Linked DNA regions of Mus musculus: region 1 is linked to region 2. The links are chromatin loops, found by intact Hi-C in ENCODE. Cell type or tissue: left cerebral cortex. All regions are shown on one strand.

Region 1 (8,000 bases), 94 kb before region 2:
GTAGCTGTAGCTGCAGTCTACTAGGATATCAGGAGAGCTCCCCCGCCTCCCGCCAAAAGCCCTACCAGTTACCTTTCTGTGGTGATCAAATACCGGGCCAGAGTTAGCTCAAGGCAGGAAAGGTTGATTTTGGGGCAGTGCGGGGTACAGATGGCTGTGACGGAAAGGATACAGCTGTAAGGGCTCTTGGGGTCGCAGGAGTGTGAGCTTGCTTGCTTGCTTGCTCACATGCCCGAGAGGATTAGTCTGCAGAGAGCAGACAGGAAGTGGGACTGGTCCCCTCCTGAGAAGCAACAATTCAACCCCCACTTTCTCTGTCCCACCTGTGCCGGGAGCAATCACAGGAGCTTGCCAGCAGGGACCAGATGGGGTAGCGGGTCCTGGGGGAGTGACTCACCACAGTCTTCTACATCGTTAGACTTTAAATCAGAGCCTTTCAGGCCAGAGGGCCAGAGAACCGGATCTAAACACCCCATCCGTTTCCAGTGGGGAGTTAGTTTTCCCTGGCAACTTGAAGCCGGTTTGAAAAAGAAAAAAAAATTCAAAAGAATAGAAGAAGAAAGGTTAAGTTTTCAACCAGGCAAAGAGGCTCAGGTGACCTCCTCCAGTGTCAAACAAGCCTCCTGTGCAGCCCACCTAGGGGCTCCCTTTCCTTGAAGGCCAGTTATCAAAGGAGCCTTTGCTTTTGTTTTTAAACCCCGTTCTCGGTGAAGAAAGTGACTGTGCAAGGCGTCCCCCTTCCCCTGCCTCTGGGTGGGAAACAATTTTATTTTGACTGGCTGAATTTCGCCCCCCCCCCCACCCTTTAGAAGCTGCTCCTTTATCCCCAAATGTAAAATCCAAGCTTCAAAGCAAATCCTGCTCCAGTCAGTGCCAAATAAGGCAAGAACCCTCACAAAGCCGGGGTTTGTCAGGCCCTCTGGTCAGGTTTCAGCCAGGCTTCGGAGGGGCATTCCTGAAATAGTGCAGGCCGCCCATACCTCCAGGCACTTAGCAACACGACGCCTTTTGAATTTGCTTAAAACTATTAAGAAGTAATTAAGCAGTTAAAGGGTCTTTTTCAGCCCGAGCAGAGGTTGGGGAGGGAGTCGGGTTCAGTGAGAGGAAGCGAGGCCATTCGCTTTCCTCTGAGCTGACCTTGCAGCGTAACACGTTCATCCTGTATTTTTCTGCCACTGCCAATTTATGGCCTACAGGAAACTAATCTTGTACAATAACTACCTTCCTGTACTTAGTTCCTAAGTAGAGCCAAATGGATTTGGTGGCGGATGGGCTCCGCAGCGGTTCCCGGGAAACAGTGCTGAGCCCAGCAAGATCTGATAGGGGCTGCCGCTCTTAACTGACTCTCTGTATAATTAGGTTCCTGTTTTGGCTGCCCTGCACTTAAGAAGAGAAAATAAAAAGCAGTCCCCCCAGCCCCGCCTACCACAGCGGTTTCAATTCCAAGCCTGAGAGGGAGGCGGGCTTAGAAACGTGCTGGAGAGACACAGTCACCCTGAGTTTAGGGAGGGAGATAGGGGCCACCCACCAACATCATGTCACCAAAGTCTTTGATGAGAAACGGGAACCTGCTTTGTGATTAAGTAAAAAAAAATATTCACATAGGACTAAATTCTGTGATGAGCTAATGAAAGATGTTCTCATTTCAAAGTCAAATGCATTCCTTAACAGGGAGGAAGGGAGGGAGGGAAGGAGGGAGGGAAGGGGGAGGGAGGGAGGGAAGGGGAAGATCTGTAAGAAAGGAGGTGAAGGGTCAAGAGGGGAGAAGGGAGGGGAGAGAAGAGGAGGGGTAGGGGGAAGGAGAAGAGAGAGGAAAAGAGAAGAAAAAGAGGAAAACTTTTCTTTTGGGGGGAGGGCTAAATCCACAACCATGCCGAGATGGCTTGAATTAAAATGGAGGCTATTGACAAAAGTCAAGGTAACAGATGTGTGAACTTGAGTGTGTGTGTGTGTGTGTGTGTGTGTCTAGTGGGGGTGTGTGGGGTGTGTGTGCCTGCCTGCCTGTGGGTGCGCATTGTGGTGGGTGCTGAGGTATTCCTCTTTTATCTCTCTCCACCTTATTTTTTGGAGACCGAACCCGGAGTTCCTCAGGTGGCTATACTGGTTTGTCAGCCAGCTCCAGCCAGCCTCCTGGTTCTGCCTCCTCAGGACAGAGGTCACTTCCCCTCCCTCCCCCACCCCAATCCCCGCTTTCAGACGGGTGCAGGAGATCTGAATTCAGCTTCTCCGGCTTTGGTACCTTTTCAGAAGTACAAACACTACAAACCGCTGAGATGTGAAAAAGACTCTGACAAGACTACCCTGCTCTCCCCCACCCCCCAGCTTCCCCCTCCCCACACCTCCACTCCTTCTGGCCTGGACAAGCTCCTCCCCAGGGCTGCACTGGCTCCCCAGCTCACTGGAAGAAGCAGGACTTCATGTCCACATTGATCTTCCATCGGACTGCATCCACTTCCTGTTTATTTCGTTCTGGAACTATAATGGGCCTGGTAACGCAAAGGGAGATGGAGCCTTCTTTAGAAAGGTTGAAAACGTCGCCAGGACCACAAGATGAGGATAGTTTTATAGAAGGTTAGAGAGGTGGCGTGTACTTCTGGAGACTTTGAGCCCAGCAAATAAGATCTGTGTAGAGGCTTGCAAGTCCCCACTGTGGCCCAGGCGGCAGGGTTTCTCAGGAGCGCTATGGGGTGTGATCAGGCTTTGCATCAGGAATGGGAAAGAACCACTTCACCCCACAAAATGTGTAGTTAGTTCCCTGGGGCTTCAGGCTTCTGTGGTCTGCGAGGATGAGCAGTCGGGCCAGCGGCTGTGAAGTAGGCTTGAGTCAGTCATCTTGCCATTATAGATGTCCAACTGGTAGAGTGACAAGGAGAAAGTAATGAACATACAGGCCACGTCACTGGTATAAAAAGTTACCCAGAGATTCTTTATGCCAATGAGCGACTGACATATTATTACCAATAATAATCATCAGTAGGTATATCGTGTGATTTAAGCGGTGCCTTTGAAGAGTAGAAATGGTATGTAGGCCTGTGTGGGAGGGACCGGATAGTCTAGAGCAAGATGCAACAGCTAAATGAGGATTGTTGGAAGTGTCTGCCAGGGAGAGTTGGGAAGGGCCTTTACTCCTGTGTCATTTAATGGCCGCTCTTCCTCGACATCCTAACTCACCAGGCTTCTGTGTGCAGACCTCCCCCTTGTGCAGGCTTTACCAGGCTGTCACGAGCTGGCCTCACTAGGCTGCCTTGTGCAGGCTTTACCAGGCTGTCATGAGCTGGCCTCACTAGGCTGCCTCGTGCAGGCTTTACCAGGCTGTCATGAGCTGGCCTCACTAGGCTGCCTCGTGCAGGCTTTACCAGGCTGTCACGAGGTTCTCATGAGCAGTCTTTGTGCTGGCTCTGTGTTGTCTCCTTTCACATCTGGGCTTAGACAGGAGGCAGGAGTGAACTGAAAGGGCTGTTCTCACACTAGGTGGCCAGAACGGTTCCTAATAGCTGTCAAGAGAGAGCCTGGTGGAGGGGGCGGCCCGGAGTGGGGGGGGGGGAGAGAGAGGGAGAGAGGGAGAGAGAGAGAGAGAGAAGGGCAGGGGCACAGGCTGGGCTACCTGCCTCTAGTGGCGGTGAAGATCCAAGTCCCAGCTTGGGTGAGATGCTCTGATAGTAGAGAGGCCTCTGCAAAGTCATGGCTCATTACTTGAAGCTGCATCCAGCTGTTTGCTTTTAGCTTACTTGGTCCCTTCCTGCCCTAAGACCTGCATGGGGGCTTCTTTTGAAGGTACATGAGCAAGGTGATCCCATTCCTCTTGTTGGCGCTCCCACACCAGACATCTCCTGCCCAGTTTGCTGATGCCTTTCTTTCCCTACACAGTACTGAGCAAACAAGGGCCTACATGGAGTGCACACTATCACTGCCACAAGCTGGTGAGATGAGCCGCAAAGCAGACACATGGAGTGACCTGGGTTTGTCCCCTGGACTTCGTACCCTCCTGGGCCCTTCCTCTTCTCCCTTAGTTCTCTTTGCCACCCAGAAGGGCTAGCCTGGGTGGGATAGTTGTCTAAAAGACATCTGTGACCATCGGAATGAAGAGGTGACAGACTATTAACAACCAAGTGCAAAACAGGCAGATTCAAGGCTCAGGCAGCATTGCATAGAGCTCCGTATCCATGGCAATGTTTCCTGTGTGCTTCCAGACACAATTGCTGAAATAGTTGAGATGAATGGAATAGCTTTGTGCTTAGCTCTGGATGCTGTCATTGGCCAAATATGTGAAAGAAAAAAGCCCCCTCAAGCCAGGAATAATGGACGGAGAGCTCCCAACCCACCAGCCCTTTATGTTGAGTGTGTTATGGGCGAGGTTTGGGTTACGAGACAATCTGCGGCTTCACCTCCCCAAATGGGACAATTTCAAAGAGTGAATTCAAATCATAAGATTTAGGAGTTAGTTTCCAGAAAGTGAGGAGGAAATCGGAACCTACGGTGTTGGGGGCTGGGCAGGAGCCTCTCGTGGCCTTAGGCTCCTTGTGAATAAGTTGTACTGAATGTACTCATAGGACTTTTGGTCTTTGATATTCAAGACCATGCCTGTAAAATAAAGACAAACACTGCTCAGTCTCCTGAGAGGCAGGAAGTGTGTGAGTGTGTGTGTGTGTGTGTGCATGTTATGTGTGAATGCATGTCTACATGTATTTATGTATGTATGAGCATGTATGTGTGTGAATGTGAGAGTAAGTGTGTATGAGTGTGTATGTGAGTGTGTGTGTTTATATGAATGTGTGTGTGTATGTGTGTGAGTGTATGTGAGGGTGAGTGTGTATGTGAGTATGAATGTGTATATATGTGAGTGTGTACGTGTGTAAGTGTATGTGAGTGTGTGTGTTTATGTGAGTACGTGTGTGAGTGTATGTGAGTGAATATGCATGTGTTTATTTAAGTGCGTGTGTATGTGTGTGAGTGTATGTGAGAGTGAGCATGTATGAGTGTGCATGTGAGTATGTAAATGTATATGGGTGTGTGTTGAGGAATATAGGGAAACAGAGACAGAACATCGAGGAGGAATCAGTTGCCTTGCTCCATAGCACAGTGGGGTTGCTGCTGTCAGGAGTCATTTAGTGTTTAGTATTTATTCAAATAGCTAAAGGAAAAGATTGAGTGTTCTCAGCACTACAACATGCCCAGTGTGAGATGACAGGCACAGTGATCTGCTGCTGTTGATCACTGAACTCACAGATGCCAGAGCACCACCCAGCACCCAGGAACATGCACAGTTATCATGTCAGTGTGCTGCCTAATTTTATGTCAAGTTGACATAAACTACAGTCATTTAAGAAGATGGAAGCTCAGTCAATAAAGGGCCCCACAACAGAATCCTGTGAACCATTCTCCAGATTGATGATTCAGGGGCAAGGCCCAGCTCATTGCGGGTGATTCTGTCTCTGGGCTGGTGGTCCTGGGCTCTATAGGAAAACAGGCTGAGCAAGTCATGGAAGCAAGCCAGTAAGCAGCACTCCTCCATGGCCTCTGCTCCTGCCTCCAGGTTGCTGCCTTGAGTTCCTGCCCCTGGATGAAGAACTTATCAGCTGTAAGGTGACATAAACCATTTCCTTCCCCTAGTTGCTTTTGGTCAAGGTGGTTTATCACAGTAATAGGAAACACTCAGACATAAAAAAGAGAAAGGGTGAAAGGGTGGTATAGAAGTCTGTAATCCTTGCTACTTAAGGAGGTCGAAGCAGGAGGGCCGAAAGATCAAGACTGTCCTGGATAATTTGCAGAGCTCCTGTCTCAAAATAAAAAGTAAAAAGAGGGCTAAGGACATAGCTTAGTGGCACAGCGCCTCTCCAGCACAGCGCCTACCCAGCAAGCAAGCATCTGCCTAGCACAGGGTCTTCCCAGCACAGGGCCTGCCCAGCAAGCACAGGGCCTAGCTTCCATCCCAATACCAATGAGAAATAAAATAAAATAATAAAATAAAATAAAATAACACAACAACCAAGAAGAACAATTGACAGCAGCTTATAACAGAATTCCTGTGTCCTCTAATGAGTCACTTGGTAGCAGGCAAGGTTCTGGCTGTTTCTTTGTTTTGGGCTCTGCCTCTGTGAAAGATAACACTCTCTGCTCCTTTTCAGGGTCACTGTGACTGCCTTGGGCAGGTGCTGGCTATGTTCTCATGGGATCATGTGAGATGGTATGCATGAGGACTTAGCACGAGGCATACATGGTAGCTGCCATCGTCCCTGGAGCTAGCATGATCTCATCTCTCCTGGCTGGATGTTCATTTGATGAGAGTCCAAGGACAGAAGTTTCTGGCCCCTTTCTGGTGGAACCAGCTCATCGTTTCCAATCTTCGGGGTTGGCAGCTGATGGGGTTCATCCACGGGTGTCACTGATCTTTATTTAGGATGCTGAAAAGCTGTGAGGAATTTCTTCTCTGAGCAATGTGTTGGCTTTGAGGTTGTGTGTGTGTGTGTGTGTGTGTGTGTGTGCCTTCCTTATTAAGCTGTGACTAGACATGTACTACCCGAGACTACTCCAAATCAGAGTTGTAGAGTCCAGTGGGTACGGACTGTGAAACTCCCACAGATTTTCAAAGCTTTATACTCTACACGTGAAGGCACCAGTTTTGGAGAATTCGAATTGCTATAAAAAAGTGTATACTACAGAGAAATCTCAAGTTCTAAATGAGAGACAACAACCTTCTTCTTCTTCCTCTCCTCCTCCTCCTCCTCCTCCTCCTTCTCCTCTCCTTTTTCCTTAATCTTTTCTTCTTCCTCTTTTTCTTTTCTCCTCCTCCTTTTCTTCCTCGCCTCCTCCTGTTCTTCTCCCTGCTCTCTTCTTTTCTTCCTCCTCCTCCTCTTCTTTCTTCCTCCTCATCTTCTTTTTGTAAATGACTTGTTCATCAGCCCTGAATTCTGCTCTGTGACTCTTCATGAACAGGAAAACTGTGCTGTGGAAACTTCAGTGCAGTCAACAGAGGCAGGGAATTGTATGGACCCATTGACACAACCTGGTCCTCAGTCTTCAAGAATGCTTACGCACAAAGTGCCTCTAGAGACTCACTTGTGTTTGGCAGTCAGGTCTCCTGTCTCTTTGGCTTTTCAAAGCCTTGGTCATTGATGCTGCTGAGCTGGGCCTGTCTGCTGCTTCCTATGACTGGTCCACATGGAGCATCTTTGGCTGCAGAATTCCAGGGTTGACCTCATGGTCCCTTGTTCAAGCCTGCATATCAACAGCTCTGACTAATCTGCCTGGTTTCAGATCAGTCCTGTGTTGCTCCGCTGGGCCTGAGGCTGCTCATTCCTTTCTTCTTTAGTCAGTATTGCGAGGGTGATCTGCTTTTAAAGATTTGTTTCTTATTTTATACGCAGGAGTCTCTACATGTGTGTATATGCAATGTGTGCACCAAGTGTCTGTGGAAGCCTCAGATCTCTGAAATCTGGAGGAACAGATGGTTGAGAGGGGCCACGGGGATGCTAGGAAGTAACCCACACTCTCTGCAAAGGCAGCAAATGCTCTTAACTGCTGAGTCCTCTCTCCAGCCACACTATCCTGAGGCTCTGCTGCTACCATGCCCTCTGTGTGTGTGTGTTCTGTGTGTTTGTGTGTAGAGCAGGATAGATTTGGAGCTTTCTGTTTTATTCAGTGGAGGGCAGGCTGTCTTCATTATTTCTCTCAGGGCTGGTGTTCATCGCCCCCCTGCGCTCTCTCTCTCTCTCTCTCTCTCTCTCTCTCTCTCTCTCTCTCTCTCTCTCTCTCTCTCTCTCTCTCTCTCTCTCTCTCTCTCTCTCTCTCTCTCTCTCTCTCTCTCTCTCTCTCTCTCTCTCTCTCTCTCTCTCTCTCTCCCTCTCTCTCTCTCTCCCTCTCTCTCTCTCTCTCTCCCTCCCTCTCTCTCTCTCTCTCTCTCTCTCTCTCCCTCCCTCCCTCTCTCTCTCTCTCTCTCTCTCTCTCCTCCTTTCTTTCTCCTGTCAGTATGTACTAATTAAGCATGATGATGGTTTCATTTA
Region 2 (8,000 bases):
GTCAGTGCTTCATATGAGAGGTATTGTGAGTTCACAGCCTCAAGTGTCCAGGCAGATCTTCTTCTGTCAGTGGAAGGACTTGCGTTAGGATTTAAGACTGGAATGATGACATTGTGGGGGTGGGGGTGGGGGTGGGGGTGGGGGTGGGGGTGGTGCGTGACCAAAACCAGTGCTCAGTCTCAGTCTCGGTTTCGGTTCTGGTGTTAGCAAGTTGTCAGGTTTGGGGCTATTGACGCTGTGACAGTCGCCAGGGAACTTCACAGTTTCATGTGCACATTTCTGTTGCTTCTACACACAAATGAAGTTTAGACAGAAGAAACCAAGAAACAGAACCCCACTAAACAGACTTCCTGCTCTATAGCACAGCTGTCTGCTTTGACCCTACGGCAAGAACAGAGCAGATGCACACACAGGTGTGTGTGTGTGTGTTCTTGTTAATCACCATTGAAACTGAACAGAAAGGCTGCATTAGAAATGCAAGATAAAACATCTCCATGCATTAGGGGACAGGAGAAGGAAAATGCTTGTGATTTGAGGTTTGTAGATCTCTGGTCTGTCTATAGATGTGGGTGAAGTCTATGCTTCAGGGAGCCTTCCTGTGTCATCCCACTTCCCAGGCCACCAGCACACTGCTGAGCTTGAACCCCCAGCATACTTGCAGGCTGTGTCTTTGGAGAGATCCAGCCATGGGTTGAGCATCCGGCTTTGGGAATTGCCTGGTCTCTGATGAACGTCTGTGGAACTGGGGCAGGAGAAATGATTCTGTCTATAAAGTGCTTGCTGTGCCACAGTCTGAGTTCAGATCGCCAGAATCCGTGTAAAAAGCTGGGTGTGGTGTCTTGTTCACAATCCTAGCACCATGAAAGTAGAAATGGGAAGTCTGCTCGCCCAGCTGAATCAGCGAGCTCCAGGTGCCAGTAAGAGATGCTGTTTAAAACCAAACTAAACCTACAAAAAACAAGGTCACCTGAGGAGAGACACTGTGCTCTATAGCCTCCTCTATACACACACACACACACACACACACACACACACACACACAGACACACACACACACAGACACACACACACAGACACACACACACACAGACACACACAGACACACATACACACACACATACACACATACACACAGACACACACACACACACACAGACACACACACAGACACTCACACACACACACTCACACACACACACACACACACACACACACACACACACACACACACACATAGACAGACGCACATGCGCAGGCAGGCATGTGCGCGTGCGCATGGTATGTGGAAGTGAAACTGATCCATGATGGCTTCTGTGGCTGTGGTTGCTTGCTGCTGGCATCTTTGTCTGCAGTCTCTTAGAGCACACACGGTATCTGAGTGCTTGCACTAGGCACTACACTTCACTAGTCAAGATGCCGGAGCACAGGCCGGAAACTAAGACTGACTTCCGATGTCCCAACTAAGTGGCCTTCCAGAAATCACAAGATATCACTCGGCCTCTGTTTCCACATTGGTATTCATTAGGAATCGTACGTATACCCGGTAAACTATGATGCTAGACAGCTAATCTTATAGCACCCGACTACTGAAATGCATATGTGAAAATGCACTTGTCTGTGAAGAGCTACTGTGGGCCAGGACGGATGCTAGCCAGGTGTGAGAGTGCCAAGGCCAATCCACAGGGTTCTCTCAGGGACTTCCCGTACACCACAAGCTTCTGGCATATCCAGTGAGGGTCTAGTTCTGTCTTTAGAACCAGGGTGGCATGCTTGGAGAGAGTCACATAAAAGCTGGCATTCAAGTGTGGTTTGATGGTTTGGGTCCATCCAAGTGGATAGCAAGCTTCTTGGCAGGAGGGAAGGTTCTGAGGTGACACAGATGTGGTGAGTCGGAGACTCTAATCTAAAGTTAGTGTGCTGAAGCAGAGAGAAAGAGAGGGTGCAGGGCAGGCCTGGGGGAGCAGTTGTGGCCCCTCCAAACACAGACACAGGGGAGCATGTATTTAAAGGCATTGGGAAGCTACTTGGGGGTTCTACCAGTGTCCCTTGTCTTTCTTGGCTGCCGCCAAACCTTTCTGTTGCATGTCGGCTAACAGGATAGCCTAGTTTTGCAGACAGAATCTGTACCTTATTTTCTAAGCTACACTTTGTGTGACAGCACCCCCCCCCCCGGGCTTGAAGAGGGGAGTGTATTATCACAGAGATGGCTGCAGACATGTGCTTGCTCTGTGGTGCCATTCACGCACAGTAGCTAAGCTGTGGCTCTGCCTAGGCGTCCATCAGCAGAATAGATTTGTTAATGAGAGAGAGACACACAGAGGAGCTTGACTCAGTTACAAAGGGAATGAGGTAGACAACTTATCATCACCATCATCACCACCACCACCATCATCATCCGTCCTCATCTTAGCAAAATGAGCCAGAAAGTCAAACAACACATGTTTTTCTCTCTTATGAGGATTCTGGATTTTTATAGACATAAAACGTAAGTGTTTAAAAACATCCGTAGTGGGGCTGGAAGCATGTCTCAGTAGTTAAGAGCACTCACCACTCCTCCAGAGGGCCACTTCAAGTCACCTGTAACTCCAGCTTCAGGGCATCTGTCATCTCCTTCCTGCCTCTAAGGTCATTGTACTCATGTGTACATACCACACACAGACAAACACATACCCATAATTAAAAATAAAATAAATCTTTAAAGAGTACACGCAGTGATGAGTTTCAGAAAGACATTAAAAAAGCAAACACAAAGGCCAGTGTGTCTTGAATATGCCCTATATTATGTATGTAGATATACATTTATGAATATCTATTTATGAAAATATATTCATATATGTCTTTATGTATAAAATTGGAAGCAAGACTGCCTGGGAAAGAGAGAGGGAGAGACTAGTGGGAAGGGGAGGGGAAGAAGAGAGACTACTTGGCCTAATCCTACATGATGTGCATACATGCAAATGTGTTCAGGACACCTGCTACTATGTGCAGTGAATACACAACACTAATAAATACCAGTAAGGGAACCAGGAATGTGAATTTTGTTCCATCATGCTGGCATGTTGTAAATTGTGGCAAATACTTTACGTATATCAGCCTCACATGTTTAGGGAACAGTGACGACACAAAACAGCCAGGTAGGAGGCACACAGGGAAAGGTGATCAGCACAGAGCTATTTAGGAAGAAAAGGAAGTACCAAGAGCTAAGGAAAAGAACGAAAACCAAGAAAATACATCAGTGCCACTCATTTTGTAAACAAGAGTGGTTTAAAACTCAAAGAGGTAAAGTCATTGATGTGTAAATCACCAAGTCCACACCTCTGACCGATGGCCTCAAGGCTACAGGTAAACAATCTGCAAACAAATACCTGAAAAATGCAAAGGGGACGCTGGCCAGCAGGAAGGTGGGCAGGCCTGAAGACCCAGTCGATCCTGGTACATCAAGGCATTTCTTGGGGCACATATGCGAAGACAAGGAAAAAAAAGATTTAAAATGCAGATGTCACATGGAAACAAAAGGCCAGAGACTTTCACATGGTAGAAATAGATTCCTGTCTCCGTGGGTCCCAGCAGGTGCTAGGCTTCATAGTGATACCTCCAGTACGATTTGGAAATCCCATGCTAGGCTTTGGGGTGACATCTGCGGTCTAAAGAGCTGTGCTGCCCAGGTGCCTGGGCGAGGGCGTGGTTTCCATGGAGAACAGGCACGGGGTTGGGGGGTGGGGTGGGGGGTGAGGAGGCACAGGAAACATGCTCACTCAGTAGCCGGGGTTGGAAATGTTTGGGATTGAAAGACAGGATCATTAGTTGGATGCGAAAGTGGAGCACAGTCACCTACCATAAAAAGCACTCGAGGTTGCTTTGGTCACTCTGGGCTCTGTTAACTGCGTGGTGGCTGATGCAGGCAGCTTGGAGTTATAGGGATGTGGAGGGACGGAGGTTTTCATCAGAAAGACGGCTGTCGGGATGTAGTGGGCATGAATCAGACTTAGAGAACAGAGACTTGTGCATGGGAGATGAAAGTGTGCACGCTGACACAGGGTGAGCTGGACCAGTTCATCCCCCGTGTTTTACTTCATGGTGTTGCAGCATGGCACAGTTGCACTAACAGAACCCAGAAGATGCTCTTGCTCTGGTACCCAATATATAGTGTTGATTTTCCTCCTTGAGGAAGCTGACTCTGGGAACAGACTATAAATAACCAAATGGCTAAACAAGGGGATCCCCTTCTCCCCAGAGCCGTGTGGTGCGCACTGCACAGCCCTGGTGTTCAAACGCTTGGCTTTGCGTCTACAATCGGGATGCCATGGCAGACTTCTAGAATGTGGAGGAAGTGTGGCCCACTGAGGCTCTGATGGGAACGTGTAGCTCCCAGGATTCCAGGTGCATCTTTCTGTTGTTGAAGCACCACAGTTTGGGGTAGTTTGTTATAGCAACGACAGGTAGCAACTTTCCTAATGCATCTTCCCCCCTTGCTTGAGTAGCATCGGTGTTCCAGGCTGCAGCCTCTGCAACATAGTCCTCGTACCATTACAAGTGACTAGTGACAGCATGGCACTGCTGAGCCCATGGCTAGTCACCAGTGCCCCCTGCTGAGGTCATGCTGTAGCCCTGTCTTGGCAGTATCGGTGCTAGATGTGGGTGCCCAAGAGCATTTAATCTACACTGAGCTGTGTGAGGGACTAGGGTTGGAAAGAAGAAATAAAACGGGTATTTGACATTTTTCTAAAAGGTGAACTTTTCGGAAAATAGAGCAGAAAGATATTTGAGAAGAGCTAGCAACGTGTCTGTGCATGTGTGCATGTGTGTGTGTGTGTGTACATGCATGTGCAGGTGTCTGCACATGTGTGAGTGCCTGCACACATATGCACAGTCTCTTAGTCTTCACAATCTCATAAGCAGAGGAAATACTTATACTTCTAACATGTTCCTTCTCTGCTAGTTCTATGGGTGTTGGCCTTTTCTACTTGGTTGGTGGATTGCAGAGCAACACTGGCAGCACCCCAAGGTTCACTAATACATTTTATTAACAGTCATAGAAAAAGCCAACTATCATTGTAGACACCGCATTTATAGTTTGAATCATGAATTTCTGATAAATGCTGTCAAGAACTTGGTTGAATGTGTGTGCACATGCTCAAAGGAACCTAGCAGTTCTCTCCCAGCGTGGATTCAGCAACAGAAGGCAAAATGTTCACTTGCTCTGCATTGGACACACAAACACACACACACACACACACACACACACACACACACACATACACACACGTGCGCGCGCACACACACGCACACACCACTTCGGATACAGAAATAGTTCTTCAACATATTGATAAGAGAACGGTTTCTTGTGTTGGCCTTAGCTCATAGCTAGACTCTCTGATTCAAACACCTCTGCTTAATGCAATGGGATGCCTCTTAACTCACAATCTTGTATTTTTTAAATTCTCAAGGTTTGCTTATCCAAGGGGACAAAATACAGAAGGCCCATGTCAAACTAACAACATTTTACCGAATTCTGGGATGGCACACTTAGCCTTCCTTAGATGGCTCTGCCCACTGTCAGGACACAGTTAAGTCTGGAGCAGAGGATTGTGGGTACAGGTGTAGACCTCACCTTATGACACAGATATGAACCACGTTCTGAAGGGATGGGGGAGGGCCCACACCCATCTTTTCTTTTCGTTTTTTGTTTTTTGTTTTTTTTGAGACAGGGTTTCTCTACAGTTCTGGCTGTCCTGGAACTCACTCTGTAGACCAGGCTGGCCTTGAACTCAGAAATCCACCTGCCTCTGCCTCCCAAGTGCTGGAATTACAGGCATGCGCTACCACAGCCCGGCTCATCCATTTTTCCTTAAATCTTCTACTTGTGTTCACTCTTAAGTCACACATCTGAGACAGACAGGCCAGGGCACACTAGCTTGTCCATGACCGATGAAGATCAATGCTAGAGGAGATACCACATCCAGGGCCCCCAGCTACTGGGCTTAGCACAGACCCTAGGTTCCTGCCAAGCATCTTCCCTACTCTGCAGGATGGCAGCCAGGCTTGCTTAGCTCATCATCCACAAAGACATCAGAAATAGAACACGGGAAACGTTGACCCCTTTTCTGGATGCTGTATTCATTAGCTGGAACTGATCGCTGTGAGCTTCAGTGTGAAGACCACTTGTTCTTCACCCCCTGGGCCCCTCCATGGTTTTGTTTATTCAGTTCCAAGAATAACCGGGCATGTGTGGAATTGGCTGATTTTTCTCTCAGTGTTTAAAATCATCCATTCAGAGCTAATCTTTAAAGGACACAGGGGAAACAAGGGAATGAGTATTTCAAGTTTCTTTAACATGTCTCTCTTGGTCCAGAGAGGGGAAAAATGTACAGCTTTAGAACTTCCAGAAAGTTCTATTTCCAAAAGCCCCCAGCGTTTTAAGTGTGCAAAGAAGGATGGTGTGGCAATGTTAGTCTCTGCTCTGGAGCCTTCACTCATTAAGCAGAATGTCCTGGTAGCACTTATTTAACTTCTCTGTGCTTCCGTTTCTTTTTGTCTCGAAGGAAACACTCTGTACTGTTTCCAGTCTGTCGTCAGCTGTAGAGATGCCATGTTGGATGCTGTTAGAGAGAGGGAGAGCAAAGCGCCTCTTACATCAGCACGGCTGCCTCGGGTCTTGTGAAATGCTGCTCCCTTTGCGTGGCAGCTTGGCTCTCTCTCTCTCTCTCTCTCTCTCTCTCTCTCTCTCTCTCTCTCTCTCTCTCCACCCCCATCTGTGTCTGTCTGTCTGTCCCTCTCCCTCTCCCTTTATTTATTCCTTTCCTAGGCAGGAAGTACATTGACTTGAGAAGTAAGGAGCTGAAGGTTTGGGTTGTGCCTACCTCCACTAGCTCTCATCTCTCACTTTAGTCTAAAACACCATCTGTTTGTGGATAATCCCGAATCTCTGCCTCTAACACGGCATCTCCCAAGAAGTGCAGACTACAGGCCTGCTTGCCAGCTCTGTATTTCCAAATGGCTCTTACTAGACACCCAGGCTTGCTAGGCCAAACCCATCTCCCTGGGGCTGGATTTCATGAAATTCTTCCTGTCTCAGTTGGTAGCATTGCAGTTCCTTGCATTTGGTCCTGGAACTTGTCTTGGCCCCTCTTTCCCTAGTAGTTCTCATTGGATTTTTTACCACAATAAAAGTTTCAAATGACACCCTTTACTCACCGCAACTCCTGAATCTACTTGAACCAAATTCAGAGTATTCTTCTCTATCTAGTTATGAAGTTGAAATAACTATGAAGGGCCTTTTCCTGCCTGGTAACCAAGGGATTGGCAAGCCACCTTGGAGAGTGCCTGTGGAATTACTGAAGGTCAGAACAGTGTTTTCTATGAATCGACAGACTCCTGGTCTCTCATGGTTACACACAACATTCATTGCAATCAGATAGACTGGGAAGAATCTAGATGCGTGTCCCTTGTGAGCACAGACGATATGTAGAATGTGGAGAAAGCCAGCTGTCTCTGCATAGAAGACAGCAGCATGGCACCATGGAGTGAGTCAAGCAGCGTGGACCAGGAAAACAGGGTCCAGGACACAGCACAACATGGGTGTCTTCACACTGAAGTCCCGAATCTCTCAAGGATGCAGTTTAGGCAAGGATAGTCAGCAAACACATCTGTCCTGTCCGAGCTTCGGGTCAGAAAAGACTGGGCCACTGAAAATAACCCAGCAAAATGAAGAGAAGGATTCTGGAGGAGTGCAGCTGCCAAGGTTGCTGGCTGACCTGGCCTTGCCCCGTGCTGACCTGGCCTTGCCCCGTGCTGCTCTAGGGGAAGGCAGGAAGGAAGACTAAGTCATAGAAGGACAGAGACGGTCATGGTGCAGTCTCAGTCTCACACAGCCCATTCGACCCAGCACTAACTATGCCTCCATCCTTCTTGGGAAACTCAGTGACACATGTTAGAGAATCGTATTGTGAAGACTGCCTTCCACAGAGCGGTACATCTTGATGAGAGCTCCTCCCTGATTG

Evidence for each region. Peaks named below come from ENCODE experiments on the same cell type or tissue, not always from the same donor. Only the 100,000 strongest peaks of a DNase experiment are listed, where the experiment ranks them.
Region 1: a loop joins it to region 2, with 1.8 times the contacts of the local background. A loop is called at or near these places in 3 of 42 quality-filtered maps.

The regions. Positions count from the first base shown.
Region 1 is chr8:10,918,052-10,926,051 of GRCm38, reverse strand. It overlaps Gm32594 (a long non-coding RNA gene), which reads left to right and starts at 4,968. Exons shown (of 2, transcript XR_378710.2): 1 at 4,968-5,583; 2 at 6,126-6,433. 3930402G23Rik (RIKEN cDNA 3930402G23 gene) reads left to right here. Exons shown (of 4, transcript NR_135302.1): 4 at 1-1,625. In left cerebral cortex, no CTCF peak of the experiment used is centred here; DNase peaks (open chromatin) are centred at 366, 1,298, 4,152 and 7,431; H3K4me3 peaks cover 272 bases.
Region 2 is chr8:10,824,335-10,832,334 of GRCm38, reverse strand. No RefSeq gene overlaps it. Among named protein-coding and RNA genes, the nearest start is that of Gm32485, 11 kb to the right of the region's middle. In left cerebral cortex, a CTCF peak has its summit at 4,588 (motif pointing left); DNase peaks (open chromatin) are centred at 3,893, 6,098, 6,623 and 6,935.